Linked DNA regions of Homo sapiens: region 1 is linked to region 2. Evidence: chromatin loops called from intact Hi-C (ENCODE). Cell type or tissue: PC-3. All regions are shown on one strand. Links, peaks and the distances in the headings refer to the core of each region. The heading gives the core; the rest is flanking DNA.

The links. A loop is a pair of places that touch in the nucleus more often than their neighbours do. Peaks named below come from ENCODE experiments on the same cell type or tissue, not always from the same donor. Only the 100,000 strongest peaks of a DNase experiment are listed, where the experiment ranks them.
Region 1: a loop joins it to region 2, with 8 times the contacts of the local background. A loop is called at or near these places in 1 of 110 quality-filtered maps.

Annotation. Positions count from the first base shown.
Region 1 is chr18:41,501,289-41,507,267 of GRCh38, reverse strand. The region is part of intron 2 of KC6 (keratoconus gene 6); the gene reads left to right. It overlaps LOC105372083 (a long non-coding RNA gene), which reads right to left and starts at 3,134. Exons shown (of 2, transcript XR_001753428.2): 1 at 3,061-3,134; 2 at 1-701. In PC-3, for the core only: no CTCF peak of the experiment used is centred there; a DNase peak (open chromatin) is centred at 5,227; H3K4me3 peaks cover 273 bases; H3K27ac peaks cover 3,284 bases.
Region 2 is chr18:41,392,855-41,398,833 of GRCh38, reverse strand. No RefSeq gene overlaps it. Among named protein-coding and RNA genes, the nearest start is that of KC6, 120 kb to the left of the region's middle. In PC-3, for the core only: a CTCF peak has its summit at 2,910; a DNase peak (open chromatin) is centred at 2,903; H3K27ac peaks cover 1,567 bases.

The DNA.
Region 1 (5,979 bases), core at 440-5,439, 110 kb before region 2:
GCCTACAGCCTATAGTTGGCTGACCCATGGAATAAAGATATTTTCAAGTAAGCAAAATCACAGGAAAAAAAATGTTGCTTTTTTTGTATCTTTTTCTGAAAAGTTATTGCATAAATATACCCATGAAAATTAGGGTTGACACCAAGTTTTTAAAAATAACAGGAAATAGAGGATTCCATACAGGAGAAAAACCAACAGAACTCCCAGGCTGATGGTGAAGGAGAATATCAGGATGATAACATTGCCACTGGCCTAGAGAACAACCAGTTTAGACTAGAGCAGGAAGATGGAAAGCCCTAGGAGAATTATACATAAATAAGAAAAGAAACTTGTAGAATACCCAATGTGTTTAAACATAGTAAGACAAGATTTCAGTTTCTGTTGGAGAGTTCAGCATAAATTAATAACAGGTGTATAGGACATTAAGCAACTGAAAATAATCAGATAAGTATTAACTCCTGGATAAACATAAAGTTCTACAAGAAAGAATATCTAATCATACACAAAATGGGTTCCACTGTAAGTAATATTTATCCAATAATAATATACAAACACTGACTATTGATTTAACCAAAGTTATGATAGCCTGTTGAGAGGATGAGAAAAGTAGAAATATGTGTGTTTCTGTGCATGTGGGGAAATGACAAAGAGAGCGAGAGTCTCATCTTCCGCAGCAGGAACTAAACAGATAACAATAAAACCTGAAAAAAATAGAATAAACACGTTATTTAGGCATAGGGAGGGAAGAATATTCAGAAAAAAATGTAACATTGGAAAATAAAGATAATTACTTCTGGAAATGAGAATTTAGAGTGCAAATGGATAAGGCTAAACACTGTTATTTTCTTCACAATTTTTGAGAAACCTTGCTTATTAAACTTTGTACGTATATACTCTGATTATTAAACTTTGTACATATATGTTTTATACAAATAAAAATTAAATCAAAATAAGAACTTGCTAAACTTTCATGAAAGAAGAGAACACAGAGCTCTAAATGGATAATTGTCTTTATGAGAGTAAATATTTAACGTGGAAATTGTTATTCTTGTACCCAATAAAAATAAGAAAAACCATAATGTTGATGATAATGACTAACATGTTTGAACATATATTACGTTTCAGAGTGGTGCTAAGCACTTTACTTAAATTATCTTAATTCAGCTACCCTAGTATTATTTTCTATTTTGTTTTGTTAAGTAAACCAAGACTTAGAGATGATAAATAAGTCTTCAGGACCTATAGCCAGAAATAACAGGGGAGGGTTGAAGCGAAGTCCCTCTGATCCATAATTTGAGGCCTCTCTGATCCCATAGTGAGCACCTCAATCTGTGAGCTAATAGTCTTTTTTAGAATTATTCAACTTCAATTATTGATCAAAATTGCATCAGTTGCTTAAAACCAGTTTCTTCATCCATTCCCTACAGTAATAATATTTTAAAATATTCCAAGAACTTGACAATATTTCTTTTTCTCATCTCTGTTCTAATTTGTACCACTTTATTGCAATTTTTCCCTTGAGTTTGGATTGAAATTCTTGATTTTGTTCGGAGTTTTCGGAAAGTACATTAGAAGGAAATGCAAACTAAACATCCAAGCAAAGGCTTGCATTTTCCTTTTTCATGTTAGGAAAAGTATGAAGACATAGGACAGCAAACGGGGAAGTGTCTATTGAGGTCGGAATGTGGAGAAGGAGATGAACTGGAGAAGAGGGAAACCAACACAAAGAAAGACACAGAGAAGGCAGAGGGAGACAAAAATAGCAGGCACAGAGACAAACGAAAAAAAGGCAGATAGAGATAGGGTTGCCAACACGAAGAGAGTAAGGGGGCCAAGAGGTTGCAGCAATTCATACATTTTAGGTATTTTGGCTGAAAACAGCTCTAAGTCTATGGACTATTGTGTTATCAGTGTTACTATATTCTGAAACAATGAAAATAATACCATATGTTTTTCTCCCCTGATTTGGAGTTTATTATACAACTTTGTCTTTGCAAAGTGGTGAAACCAGGACTACATTATATACTCTGACTGCACGTCTTAAAATGTTCTGCAAAGCAAATATAGGATTACCTTCCATTGTGTCATTTGAATATTATAACATTCTCATGAATAAGATAAATTGGGAATGACAGAAGAATTTACTAAAATCTTTGCATAGCCAGTTAACCAGGCAAAGATCTGTCACTTGTCAAATTTTATAGATTTATTCATTTTTCCCCCATATCCCTCCTCCTACCCAAGATCTAAATTGTAAAGATTCATCTGGCACTAGAACCTTCAATGACAGGAGCCACAAGCTTCTATCCTTTTATTAAAAAATCTTGGTGTTATATTTTTAACTGAATTTCATATACTAGGAATGGGACAGTCAGACCCTTTTATTGCTTTACTGATCTCTTGCATTATATTCTCTCTCCAAAAAGACTCCTGTGGCCTAAACTCCTCTTCTTTCAACTCTTTAGATACAGCATCAGAGACAACACAGGATGTCTGATTTTATATAAAAGATATTAAATGGGTACAAAAAGATTGCAAGGTTATAAATCAATCTAGACTTTAGGATATATTGGCTATGGGTATATTACCAAGGTTTCATGTAATCAGCATGTGGATGGAATCGTGAAACTTTTAGCCCATTGAGGATTCAAATAATATGTTATTGTTACTACTGAGATTTTATGAGATCACAAAATAATTTTATAGAAATACTAGCTGCAGGCTACATAAATATGCTGTGTGTCATCATCCACATTCACATAGTCTGTCCAAGTATCCTGTTTTGTTTCCGTAAACCCACTTTAATCACACGACTCTCTTACTAAAATTTTCCTTGAATTCCCTTTGTTTATCAAAAAAAGTAAAACTCCCAGGCTTCTGTCCTCTGACCTACCTATTCCCACTTTATTCTTCTCTTCCTTAACTTTCTACTCCAAGGAGACTTTATTACTACTCAATTTCCAAACTGAAAAATTTAAAACAGTATCCAAAACAATCACTAACAAACAATAGAAACAAAGCCCCTTTATGCTCTTACACTTACACATGTGTTCATCTTACCATGTCTTTTCACCAGTCCCCACACACTCTCCAGAGCTTGGACCTGAATTTCACCTGGGCCATGAGTCATCTCTCTGTAGGATGGATATAAAAGAGTTTCATGAGCGATAAGGAAACCTGGACAATTTTCCACGTAATCAAACAGCCCATGTTTGGATTCTGACACAGTTTGGATATTTTGGCCCTTCCAAATCTCATGTTGAAATGTGATCCCCAGTGTTGGAGGTAGAGCCTACTGGGAGTGTTTGGGTTATGGGGATGGATCTCTCATGAATGGATTGATGCCCTCCCCATGGTAATGAGTTACCATAAAATCTGGTTGTTAAAAAGAGCGTGGCACCCCTTCCCTCTCTCTCTCTTGTTTCCTCTGGCCATGTGACACTCCTGGCTCTCCCTCTACCTTTTGTTATGATTGTAAACTTTCTAAGGCCCAACCAGAAGCAGATGCTGGTGTCATGCTTCTTGTGCAGTCTGCAAAACTTTAGGCCACATACAGCTCTTTTCTTTATAAATTACCCAGACTCAGGTATTTCTTTATAACAATGCAAAATGGACTAACAGATTCTGAAAGAGTGAGATAGATTATTGAGAATATTTGTTGTCGGGAAACTTGGGCACCTAACCTTCTTGACATAAGAAACTCTCCCACATCACACTGATCACAATCCATGCTAAGATTTCTTTATTTAGGGTTTCTCATCTTAACAGTGTCAACAAATTTCAGAAGGCATCTTCAATTAGAAATAAAACTTGAGAAAGCATACACACACCTCCTGGGTCCCTCCTGGGACAACCTCCTGGGTCACTTAACAGATCCATTTGTTTAATATTAGTCATATTTATCAGCTTCTGACAACTCTGTGAGGGCAATATTTGTTAAGATTTCTTTGTTAGATTTTTAATGGGCTTAATCTCCCAACAGTATTTAAACAACTAGAGGGACCAGGCTATGTTGATCACATGGCATTTTGAAGCCTCTGTTTTCACTCCAGGTACATTTTAGTTTGGCTTAAAAGCAAATATTAAACCCTAGGGAGGCAGTTTGAGATAGAAAGTGGCCTAGGATTGGGATAAACAATGATCACTTTCAGGGATGGTATGAGGTTCAAGAATAGTATGAGGGATGGTGACAGGGATTAGGAACAGGTGTGATTTAAACATGAGGCAAGGGTCATAAGTACATGTCACACACAAGGTTAATTAGGTAATTACACATATTTTACTTTTATTATTTGACTATTTTAAATGAAATACAAAAAAAATTATATCAATAACAATGTCTAGCTTTGGAACATGTCCCAGCTTCTTTAACTCCCCTTGAAAATAACTACTTCTAATAACCTGTATTACATGCGTATTAACTGGCTGACTGAAAGACCGTAGAGAAGAACCAATTCTTCTGTCATATACATAGCTAAGGATTCATTGCTTTGAATTACCTTTGTATTCTGGTTGAATGGTGTAATTGCTCAGCTATAGTTAATGCATCGCAGCATCATTCATACACTATTCTCAAACTACTCTGAGGCCAGGTGCAAAGGTAACAGTAACTGTGAAAATAATTAAGGAAACCCTAATGGAATAATCTTCCTAGGCCATTAAGACATCTGAAAATGGGGCAACCATATGATGTACATAATGAGAACATTGTGCCTCTCCATTGACATGCAGGTTGGTAGGTGCAGGCCTGGCTTTCTCCACGTCTCTTAGCTCATTGTTTCATTTGTTTCTGAGCATTTATTTGTGGATCTGTTCCAATCTTTATCCCCTCCTTAAGAAATCCAAGTAAAAATTGTCTTGCATGGCTTGATTTCATTTGGTGTCAGTGGGATCTAGGGTCTGGGAACTATTTTCAGGAAATCTAAAATTTCTCAGATTGTAGCTTCTGTTGCTTTGTAGAAACTGAATTAAAGATCAGTTGGGATTCAGCATGTAGGAGGTTCTTAGCGGAATTTCAAGATCATTTGCTTTACTAGTTACTGGTATGTTTTTGACCCCTTTGTGTGAATTGAAAAATATGGCTTCTCCCTGTGGGTACATGGCTGGTAGAGTGGTAAATGCTTTCTTGAGAATAAAAAGGCGCTATGTCTTTCTGATAGTTACTCACGTACACCAGGTGCACAGCTTGGTGACTCACCACTCACTGTTCTGGCTTTACTCTGGTGTGGCACACAACCTGCACAATCATATATGGCACCCCTGTTTGGTTAGTACAAAGTTATAGTCATTAGTCACAGAATCTTGGTAATTTATTACCGTATACAATGTATGTAACTTGATTTATACAAACACTAATATATTGTTTAGTCACATAAATATGTGTTCATTTTGGTAAGGCATGCCCCCAAGCTTCTAGAAATACTTGTAACAGAGTTATAATTATTAGCTCCAGCAGGGGGGTTGTAATGCCATGGAAAAGGCAGCCATCAGTGGTTCTTTGGGGAAATACCAGAATCAACCTAAAGAGAAGCAAACAAATATGAAATTTACTTTTAAAAAAGTGGATTTATGGTGATAGTCTAATGGGAATAGAAATTGAAGACATAGTTTTAAACATGTCTGCCTACTATCCTCTAGCAAACAGTTTGCTTAATCTAGTATGCTTGATCATATAAGCCAACTGATGGTTTCTTCATGTTCTGTCAACCACTTACCATTAACCACTGAGTTCTGAAGTCACTTATGAGTGACTGCTTAGTGTTGAGCAATAAAGGGTATTCAAACAAAGTAGAAAATAGGTCTTTTTCCTTGAAGTATTTGTATCTGATTGAACACAAGATAACACAAGTCCTATTATAACTGAGAGTTAGATTGCACTTTATTCTTGATGCAGTTGTTAGAAACTAGGGAGAGAAAATTCCTGTGTGCTAAGTTTTTGGGTGTCTGAAAGAACATTTGAATGATTATTTAATCTGTTTT
Region 2 (5,979 bases), core at 284-5,283:
CCTGCACATGCTCTGACTACCATTTGTTTAAAGTTTCACAGGGACCCTATGCAGGTTTCTGGTGCTTCTTTGTTACCGGTACTATGCCCTGTAAATTAGTCACCATATAGTACCAAATTCTGATTTTTGTGCTTTACTTTGCAAGATCATCATGCTCTGCTTGAATTTTTCCCCATGCTGGGTCTGGAAAATGTGTCTAGACAGAAATATTGGACAATTATGGAGCTCTCTTCCTTTCTTCTCTTGGGTGTGTGGTCATGTACTTCCCTTTGTCCTGTATCTGAAAACTGTATATTGCATATGTTTTGTCCAATTTTATCCTTAGGAAGGCAAATCTTGTACCAGTTACTCCATTACGGTTATAAGCAAAGTCTCCATTGGATTTTACAAGATGTCATGTCAAAGTAGCAATGTGCTCCAGGGCTAGCGAATGGCAGATAGACTTACCATCCACAAATAACCTGGTGGGCATTACAATGAACTTATAACAGGTAGTTTAAAAGAAAATATGGTATCTGGGTAAATTATCACATAAGAAATTTGTATTATTATTATACTGTTTTTCATTTTTGGTTCTACCATGGAAAAGCAATATGAGAGTCCAAAATATAGCAAAACTCATGTGTGCTTTTCAGATGGCTGTTCTCTCTAAAATGTGAAAGGTAGCTAGGTCCAGGTATATGTTGCTATACAACATTTAAGATCACAATGATTTTATCATCTCATATCTGTCTAATAGTTATTTCCATAAAGATGCCAGAAGTAGTCCTGACCCAGGAATCCTTTAGAGAAATGAGGTTTGAACCCTCTTGTTTGGGGAATATTTATTTCTTCCAGAGAAAAGTAACAGTCTGATGTTCATTTGTTTAATTCAGCATACTGCATTCCAGGTTTTATACCTTGGAAATGCTCCTTTCTCACTGCTATTTCTCTACATGTACAAAAAATTAAGTAGTGTTATTCCTAATGACATTTTCTTGCAAATTGGCTTTTATGGCAAAACAATTATTTCCCAAAACAGAACCACTATATTTACACCTTCAGATTCTACATATAATGCAGATTTTCTCAGTATCATGAGTTTCAAGAGAAATAGAGTGAAGAATGCAGAATTTTGGTGCCAAATAGATCTGGATTCTAATCTTGACATGCCAATTACAAGTTACGCCACTTGAGGCAATTTCCTTTACCTGTCTCAGACTTAATATCTACATCTGGAAAATTGGAGTAATGAGAATACATATCATATAGCATCATTTTAACAAATAAATGAAGTCATATATGTAGCAAAGTGCCAGACACTTGCTTAATACTAGTGTTTACTATAGTTTAATATATTAATATGAAAACATAAAATTCCATAACAAATGGTTAAATTGAGAAATTATATACAGTCACACATTGCTTAATGATGGGGATATGTTCTGAGAAATGCATTGCTATGCAGTTTTGTCCTGTGAATATCATAGAGTGTCCTTACACAAACCTACATGGTATAGCCCACTACACCCTTAGGCTATATGGTATATTCTGTTGCCTCAGGCTACGAACCTGTACAACATGTTACTGTACTGAATATTGTAGCCAATTGTGACACAAAGGTAAGCCTTCATGTATTAAACATAGAAAAGGTACTGTACAAATGTAACATCAAAGATTAAAAGGTGATACACCTGAGAAAGGTACTTACTATGAATGGAGCTTGCAGGACTGAAAGTTGGTCTGGGTGAGTCATCGAGTGAATGTTGAGTGAATGTGAAGGTCTAGGACATTACTGTACACATTTATACTACTGGTAGTACAGTAGGTTTGTTTACCTCAGCATTACCATAAACACATGAGTAATATATTGTACTACAAGACTATGAGAGTTATGATGTCACTAGGCAAAAAGAATTTTTCAGCTCCATTATGGTCTTATGAGATCACCAATGTAAATACTGTTTGCCATTGACCAAAATGGCATTATGCGTATGCGACTGTATATATATATGTGTGTGTATATATATACACACACACATACACACACATATATATACATGCACAGATATATTCAAGAGCCAAGCAGCGTCTTAAGCAATACCAAGTGTGATGGTGAATTTTATGTGTAAACTTGACCATGGGGTGCCCAGACATTTGGTCAAGCATTGTATCTGTGAGGTCTGGTTGTATCTGTGAGGTTGTTTCTGGATGAGATTACTTGAATCAGTAGACCGAGGAAAGAAGATTGTCCTCCCTAATGTGGGTGATCTTCATCTAATAGTTGAAGGTCTGGTGAAATAAAAAGGCTAAGAGGGAACTCCTCTTGCCCAACTAAGCTGTGACGTCATTCTTATCCTGACTTTGAACTCAAAACGAGAAATCAGCTCTTTTTAGGTTTCAAGCCAGCTTTCAGAGTAGAACTTGTATCACTGGCCCTCCTGGTTCTCAGGCCTTTGGACTGGAAGTTTACACTAGAACTACATCATCTGCTTTCCTGGGTCTCCTGCTTACTAACTGCAGATCATGGGACTTATCAGCTTATCAGCTTCCATTATCATGTAAGCCAACTGCTTACAGTAAATGTGTGTGAGTGTGTGTGTGTGTGTATGCACACACAATTGGTTCGTGTCTCTGGAGAACCCTGATTAATACACCAAGTCTCTATAACTTTGGACTCTCACAAGTTACAACATAAGAAAAATTCTGCATTTCCAGGTATCAAAGACCCACAGTCTCGAGGCCTACATCCTGATGTTTGCTTAAATTCTTATCTTACCTGCTGTTACTCTGAAACTAAAAAGGATAATGACATATTTATTTACATGTGCTGAACAGTCATGAAGTAAGTAGCCTAGAGGGGGGGAAATAAAACTGCACCAAGAAACAATTGTTTTTCTATTCCAGAGGCCCACAAGATGAATTTATAATGTGAACAGTAGGGGGCCAGCCCATCTCTGACTTAAAATGTGTTTGCCTTGGGTATTACTCAGCCTTTTATGATACTAAATTGTCTTAGTCACCTTTAAATATAAAGCAGAGAACATTATAAAGGCATTAAGGTGAAGTCCAGGTACAATTATTCCTCAGACACATTTAGACTGCCCCATCAACAGGCGGTTAGCACTTGCTACAGTGGCACAAGTTACCAGAGAAACTACAGGGCAGAAGCGGATGCTAAAAAACAGGACATGAAGCCAAACACGAAATGCCACAATAACAAATAACCTTTCTTTAAAAATTTTTTTGAGATATACCCTGCTGATGAAGAAAAAGATAAATCTCTGTTGTCTGATTAAGTTTCTCGTATCAACTAATGGCCCAGGTTCTGCATCTGAGCCCTGCACCTGAAAAGTAGGCACGCTCTGCCCCAACAAAGCATCCATGTTTAGAGTTTAGCTCATGGATTCCCTCCTTGTTTAAAAGCAAAAAAGTAAGCATTCAGTTCCATCTATTTACAAAGCATTGTTTAAAGAATTTTAAGGATGTAAATGTGATCAAGATATAATTCAGTCTCTCCAAGCAGCTTAAAATTCACTGAAACATTTTAACCAGCATTTGTTGATCATCATCATGTGCCAGGCTTTGTTCTAGGTAAAGGGGCTGCATAGATATATATGACACATTATCTGTTCTGGATAAATGCTTGCACTCTAAGGGAGAGACACACGAGATAAATGAGTTTTATAAAATAGAAGTACATACAAGAAGTGAAAAATGGAGAGTGGGTAATTCAGTCTGGAGGGAGAGATAGATTTGTTTAGAAATTAAAAAAATTAAGATGAGAGAGTGGGAAGATGTGCTTCATGGATCCATCACCTTTCTATAATTCATGTTTTTGTTTTAAATCGTATACAGTGTGCAATTAAAGAGTCATGTTGCTTACATCCAATCCCAGCAAGTGGAAACTGGAAATCCTCTGCCGCTTGACATGCCTCTTCTAGTTTCAGACCTAAAAAACCTTTTCCTCTAAGCTTCTTCAGGATGCACGGCCTTTTACATACAATTTACCTCTAAAAACCACTGATCCTTCGTAGGTGCTTAGTGCTCAGACTAAGCGTTTCTGGAGTCCATTGTGATCATGTGTGGGATCAGTAGGAACATCAGGGCCCTGGTGATACAGAACACTAGTTGTCACTGCCTGGCTTTATTTAAAGGAAATGAGGTAGGCTTCCTCTGTAGAGCTCTGAAAAGGTTGACTATATAGAGGTCTTGTATATTTTTACTTGATCAAGTATTTCTCACATTTTTTGTTATCAGAGTACCATTCCAATCTCTTAACTTGCAGTTGTGTGGAAAACTGTTTTGTAACAAAAGATCTTCATTGGGGGATTGAGCAGCATTTAATAAAGTCTATGTTTGTATTTTGCCTTAAAAAAAAAAAGAAATAATTTACTTTTCAGTAGCTAAGGAAAGAACATTTCCTTAGAGTATGAAAGGAGGCATGGAATACCTCTAAATAGAGAATATATAAAATGACGATTTTTGAGTACCCATTATTCTTTGGCCAAATTCACAAATAATAAAATGTGGATATGTGTAGTAGGGAGAGATAGGTGTATATTAAATATGTTCCTGGCCTCAAGTGATTGTTAGGAATTACAAGAGTTCTCAGAGCTTAGTTTGCTCCCAAAAAAATAGGATATATAAAAAAATTATGCACCAAAATTAGTGGACTTCTTTTTCAGGTTTCACTTTATGTAAGATTTATAGATAATTTAAATATAAAAAAACATGTAAACATAGCTGGGAGGTATAAGACAAGTGGTGATATGAAGATTCTACTTACCCCTGGGATAAAAACTGGCTAAATATTAAAGATTTAAAAGTAAAAGTGCCCAATTTTCTGCATCAGGCTCATTTAATTATTGGTTCCTCAAACTATCCAGAAAGATATCATTTAGAAGTATATAACTCCTTATTTGGGTGCACAAATGGGACATTCATTTTACCGTCAACTCAACCAATCAATATATATATTTTAAATTCAATGCTTCATATATACAAAGCACTATCCTAATTGTCATAAGGACACTAAAATAGGCATAAACTTTGCCCCCCAAAAAAACTTGTCACCGGCCGGGCGCGGTGGCTCACGCCTGTAATCCTAGCACTTTGGGAGGCCGAAGCGGGTGGATCACGAGGTCAGGAGATCGAGACCATCCTGGCTAACACAGTGAAATCCCGTCTCTACTAAAAATACAAAAAAAATTAGCTGGGCGTGGTGGCGGCGCCTGTAGTCCCAGCTACTCCGGAGGCTGAGGCAGGAGAATGGCGTGAACCCGGGAGGTGGAGCTTGCAGTGAGCCGAGATCGCGCGACTGCACTCACTGCAGTGAGCCCAGCCTGGGCGTCCAGCCTGGGCGACAGAGCGAGACTCCGTCTCAAAAAAAACCCAAAAAGACAAAAAAACTTGTCACCCAGCTAAAGAGTTAAAGAAAATCAGATATGTCTCTACATAAACACACAGATATATACACATACATATATACATACTTTTACCTTGAAACTAAAATGAATACACACAACACACACACACACATATATATATATATATATATATATATATATATATATATATATATATGCGTACAACACACAGAATTACAAGAGGGGGTGGATGCTTTTATGAATGCGTTTGTCATGATACCGGCTGCAAAGCTTAGAATTGCAGTTGGACCTTAAGGGGAAGTAGTATTAAAAGGAAGCTCTGAGTGTTCTTAAGGATGAGGCATTGAATGCTTACCCTGACTTGAAAGGACAGTCTCTGTACGGGACTACTGGGAGAGGGGCTTGGATGTAAATCTTCAAATACCTTGGAATTAGGGCTGAGAAATATAAATTTTATCCTGTGAGCAATGGGGAGAACTTAGAGGATTTTGAGCAGGGGAGTTATTTATTGAAGAGGACACTTTTGGATGTGGAATCTAGGTGAACTATGCAATGTGATAGTCAGAGAAGCAAAAGCAAGCAGTCAGAATAATGAGGAAAAAAATACAGA